2 separate regions of the Homo sapiens genome follow, and region 2 is linked to region 1. A link is a loop called in an ENCODE intact Hi-C map of the cell type or tissue named here. Cell type or tissue: dorsolateral prefrontal cortex. All regions are shown on one strand.

What was found. A loop is a pair of places that touch in the nucleus more often than their neighbours do. Peaks named below come from ENCODE experiments on the same cell type or tissue, not always from the same donor. Only the 100,000 strongest peaks of a DNase experiment are listed, where the experiment ranks them.
Region 2: a loop joins it to region 1, with 7 times the contacts of the local background. A loop is called at or near these places in 1 of 110 quality-filtered maps.

The regions. Positions count from the first base shown.
Region 1 is chr10:42,865,711-42,868,210 of GRCh38, reverse strand. No RefSeq gene overlaps it. Among named protein-coding and RNA genes, the nearest start is that of LINC02623, 4.6 kb to the left of the region's middle. RefSeq lists a silencer at 1,263-1,332 and enhancers at 1,111-1,744, 1,745-2,378. In dorsolateral prefrontal cortex, a CTCF peak has its summit at 1,351 (motif pointing left); DNase peaks (open chromatin) are centred at 1,340 and 1,798; H3K4me3 peaks cover 885 bases; H3K27me3 peaks cover 792 bases.
Region 2 is chr10:43,389,832-43,392,331 of GRCh38, reverse strand. The region is part of intron 3 of HNRNPF (heterogeneous nuclear ribonucleoprotein F); the gene reads left to right. Among named protein-coding and RNA genes, the nearest start is that of HNRNPF, 18 kb to the left of the region's middle. In dorsolateral prefrontal cortex, CTCF peaks have their summits at 1,215 and 1,419 (motif pointing left); a DNase peak (open chromatin) is centred at 1,421; H3K27ac peaks cover 2,363 bases.

The sequences.
Region 1 (2,500 bases):
CCTGTTTTTTTAAATGAAATAACTAGTTGTCCCAACCCTGCTTGTTGGATAATACTGCGGTTTCAGGAGTACCCCCACTGTCATACACCCGTGGGTCCATACCCCTGGGCTCTCCATCTGGGCACTCCCCTACCTGTGGCACCTCCTTCCTGAGGGCCGGCCTCACCCAGGGCCCAGCTGCCCTCTCCGTGGCCTGTGTCTTCCTTTCCTGATGCCTCAGATTCCCCCCATTCTCTGGCACTCTCTCCATCCTCCTGACCTCACTCTGCACCTCCCATGAGGTGCAGGACTGCCCTGCTCCAGCCCCCAGCTTCCTCAATCCCGAAGCCTTGTGCCACTGAAGCAGGAGCCCCAGAGTGCACCTGGATGGCAGCTTCTCTCCTGGCCAACAAACACCTGGTGCTGGCTGCCCTCCCAGCATCTCCCCTCAACAACTCAGCTCCACCCCAGGGCCTTAACACACACATGCACAGCACACACACGTACAAACATATGCACACACAGACATGCACACAAATGTACATACGGACTTACACAGCCACATACAGATGTGCACACACTCGTGCATACACAGATGTGTTCATGCAAACACACACGCGTATGCTCACGGGCGCGTACACATGTGTATGTTATGCTAAGAAATCCATTTTGTGTAGAAGACACTCAGGCTCAAATATGTGTCCAAAGTCACACAGCTATGGAGCGGCAGAACTCAGGTCTCTAGTGCACACAGCCCCGACTTAACCGCAGTTCCACTTAACAGTTTTCAACTTTATAGTGATGCAAAAGCCATCCACAGTCAGCAGAAACCCTCGTTTGAGTCCCACACGGCAACTCGGTTTTTCACTTTCAGTACAGTAGTCAATGATTACATGAGGTATCCGACACTTGACTACAAAACAGGCTTCGTGTTGATGCTTCTGCCCACCGCAGGCTCAGGGCAGTGTTCTCAGCAGGCCAAGGTAGGCCCCCACGCTGTGCTATTCGGTAGTCAGGTGGACTCAGTCATTTTCCACTCTCAGCGGCCTTATCGGGCCGCAGCCAGGGGTAAGTTGAGCAGTGTCTGTACTTTTAGCTCCACCCTGGGTATTTTAAGCGGCAGATTTACAAAACAAAAACAAAAACAAAAACAAAAACAGGGTTCCAAACAGTAGGGACATAAAAGGAGAGAATGCACGTTGCGGTCAGCCCATGCCTGGGAGCATAAGCACTTCAGGGGCATCAGCAGGCGTGACTGGCGATTGTTCCTGCTTTTCCTGGCAGCAGCGGCCTGGGCCTGAGACTGACCGCCCTGGCCACAGCCCTAGGCGAGGCTGCTGGGAGCCGGGAGCCGCCGCGCTCCGCGGTAGCGAGTCTGCGGTGCCACCTCGTGGCTACTGCGTGGAACTCCTCGTGGTGCGGGCCGGGAAGGCCGGGTCCCCACAAAGCCGGAGCCCGAGCACAGCGGTGCGCGCTCGCCTCAGGGGATCCCGCAGCACCCGGATACGGGGGCTGGTCCCCCAAAACCCTCAGGGGTGAGAGGAAGGAGGTCCCCAGCCTGCTGAGAGCTGTCCTCTGAGCACGCACTCGCGCACACTCACACGTGCGTGTGTGCATCCTCGGGTACCCTGACGCGTTCACACGCACGCACACGCGTGTGCACAAGCACCGTCTTTCACAAGCGTATGACGCGTTCACACAAGAGTGTGACGCGTTCACACGCACGCACACTCCCTCTCCCTCGAGCCTGGAAGGCGCACTGGGCTCATGGTGGAAACCTCTACCGCGGCAGAGGCACCGCGCCAGGGCCAGGATGCGCGCTTTTATTTCAGACGCGAAAACCGAGGCCCGAAAGAGACAGCCGGTGTCCAAACCTGTCCAACGACTCTGCTGATCGCGCCTCCTGTGTGCGGCCGGGGCGGGTGTGAGGGCAGCGGGCCCACCCTACGCCTGACCCGCCCCGGGGCCTCGAGCCACTTCCTCAGGAGCTCCTGGCAGCTGCAGCGACGGCGCGCCCAGTGCCTGAGGGTCCTGTGGAGCCAGGCTTCCCGGCACACAGGCGCGGTGGAGCCTCGGGGCGGGCATACACCCCGCGAGCTCGCGGCGGCCGGGCACTGCGGGTCCTCGGGTGGGGACTCTGGAGTTCAGTCTTGAAGGACAAGGTCACTGAGGATCAGGGAACCAGGAGGGCAGGGAGGGTGGGGAGGGGTGCCTAGGCCTAGTGGGAGAAGCATGTGAAAGTTCCCTAAGAGGGCTGCGGGTGAACAAGCGCTTGGCCTGGCCTCTCCCGGTAGACTGCTGTGGCGCCCCGGAGCCTCCCTTCTCCAAGGCCCCATGGACGCCCCCTGAAGGGTGACGCCCTCGCCCACGCTGAGCTCTGAGTGCTGCACGAGAACTCCCAGAGCCGTGTGCACACGCGCTCGCCGTGTTACATGCAGGACTGAGGCACCAGGAGGCCCAGGAACTGGCTCAAGCTCGTAGAACTTCATGGCAGGATCTGAAACAGGCAGATCAGCTCCAA
Region 2 (2,500 bases), 520 kb before region 1:
CCTGACCTCATGATCCACCTGCCTCAGCCTCCCAAAGTGCTGGGATTACAGGTGTGAGGCACTGTGCCCGGCCAATTTTTCTGTATTTTTAGTAGAGACAGGGTTTCACTATGTTGGCTAGGCTGGTCTGGAACTCCTGACCTCAAATGATCTGCCTGCCTTGGCCACCCAAAGTGCTGGGATTACAGGCGTGAGCCACTGCGCTCAACCTAGGTGTCCACCACTATGCTCGGCTAATTTTTGTATTTTTGGTAGAGGCGGGATTTCACCATGTTGGTCAGGCTGGTCTTGAACTCCTGGCTCCGGTTATCCACCCTCCTTGACCTCCTAAAGTGCTGGGATTACAGGCGGTGAGCCACCACACGTGGCCTTGATCATGCAGTTTTAATGGAGGGGAGTGGAAGTGACAGTAGAGGCCTTTTGACAAGATTTTGCTGAACAAATCAACAAGTAGCTAGAGGCAAAGTTGGCACAGGGGAGGTATGACATGATTGGGTAGAACTGAGCATGTTTAATTACCAAGTAGACAGGGCTCAGTGGAGAAAGGGGAAAAGGAAAAAAAGAAGAAAGCATGGCTCCGGGGTATGTGAGGTTGGACCCAGAGCAGAGCTGTTGTTCACGATGTCCGCTGTAAGGGGCCCACTACGTGCTTACAAACTCCTGGACTCTGACTTGACTTCACAAAGTCCACTTCCAAGAGTAATGTCAACCAGCTGGAGAGGAGGTGAGAGTCTGTAAGGCTGCCCCAGACATCTGAAGGGCTTTGGACAAGCAGGGTGCTGGGGTAGGACAGTGGGCGATATTGAGGGCCCGCTTACTCTATGGCTGTTCACTCTGATTTTCTTTTTTTTTTCTTGTGTGGTGGGTTTTTTTTTGGAGTTAGTCTCGCTCCGTCACCCGGGCTGGAGTACAATGGTGCGATCTCCACTCACTGAAAACTCCGCTTCCTGGGTTCAGGTGATTCTCTTGCCTCAGCCTCCGTAGTGGCTGGGACTACAGGCGCCCACCACCACGTCCAGGTAATTTTTTTTTTTTTTTTGAGACAGAGTCTTGCACTGTCGCCCAGGCTGGAGTGCAGTGGTGCGATCTTGGCTTACTGCAACCTCTGCCTCCCAGGTTCAAGCGATGCTCCTGCCTCAGCCTCCCAAGTAGCTGGGACTACAGGTGCCCACCATCACGCCCGGCTAGTTTTTTGTATTTTTAGTCGAGACAGAGGTTTTGTCTATTGGAACTCATGATCTCAAGTGGTCCCACCCACCTCGGCCTCCCAAAGTGCTAGGATTATAGGTGGGAGCCACTGTGCCTGGCCTCACCCTGATTTCTACAGTATTTCACAACTTGGGGGCAGCATTAGCCACCAGAGAACATTTGGGAATGTCTGGAGACATTCGGTTGTCAGAACTGGAGGTGGAGGGTGCTACTGGCATCTAGTGGGCAGAGACCAGGGATGCAGCTAAACATCCTACAGTGCCTGGGCCTGCCTCCACAACACAAAGAACTGTCTGGTCCAAAATGTCAGTAGTCCTGAGGCTGAGAAATTGTAGCTTAGAGGCACCGTTTCGCCTGGCTGTGTGCAGCTGAGCCACTCAGTACATCCATGGAGTAGTCAGATATTTGTTTGGAATCTTCCAGAGCTCTGGTTTTACTGGGCGCGTACAGTTAAGAAGTTCATTGAATGAATTCCATGTATTGTGAGGAAGGAATGTAAAATGATACTTGCTCTAAGCTGGATTATGAAGAATGAGGAGAGAAAGAGGCTGTGTGGATAAGGAAGCCAAGGTCTCTACAAAGGAGGGGGATAGCAGTTGTGGTGGAGGGAGTAGGATGTGATTAGGTGGGGTTTCCTGCAGGGAATGGTGAAATCATTGGAGGTAGGAGTCCAGGAGAAAATGGTTAGTGGATTATGGCTTCATCTCCCCTACCCGGAACGATGGCTGGACCTAAGGCTAGGAACAGAACTCGAGGGAGGCCTTCAGATACTTTTCATGAGTGAGGAGCAAGACCAGGGTATGGTCAAAGACAAAAGGACAGGCGGTGCCTAGCCTGACCCAGTGTTGGGAATGGAATTGCATAAGAAGCCCCCACCTGTAATTGAGCTGTCCCAGACCCATTATCCCAAGAGACACAATACAAACTTGCCCTGACTCTCCAAGGAGGAGCTTCTGAACTGTTAGCACAGAATTCCCTCCGTGGACAGGAGAGGAAGAATCTGCTGTGACCTTGCTCTGCCAGATCAGCATGTTGCAGTGGCCATATGCAGGGGATTTAGATAAGGCCCTGGGGAGGCGGAGACCATTACTTTCTAAGGTGGAGGCTAAACCCCAGGGTTTGTTGCAGACCCAAAGCACAGTTTGAGAATTGGGGATAGGATTATTTATGCCCAATCATTTGCCGTTCAGGATTATTTTATAAAAGTTGATGGAGTTTATGTACATAGTCAATAATTTGAGGTGGGCAATGAGCAATCCAGGTTAGGCTCCCCTTGACTCTCTTCCCAGAG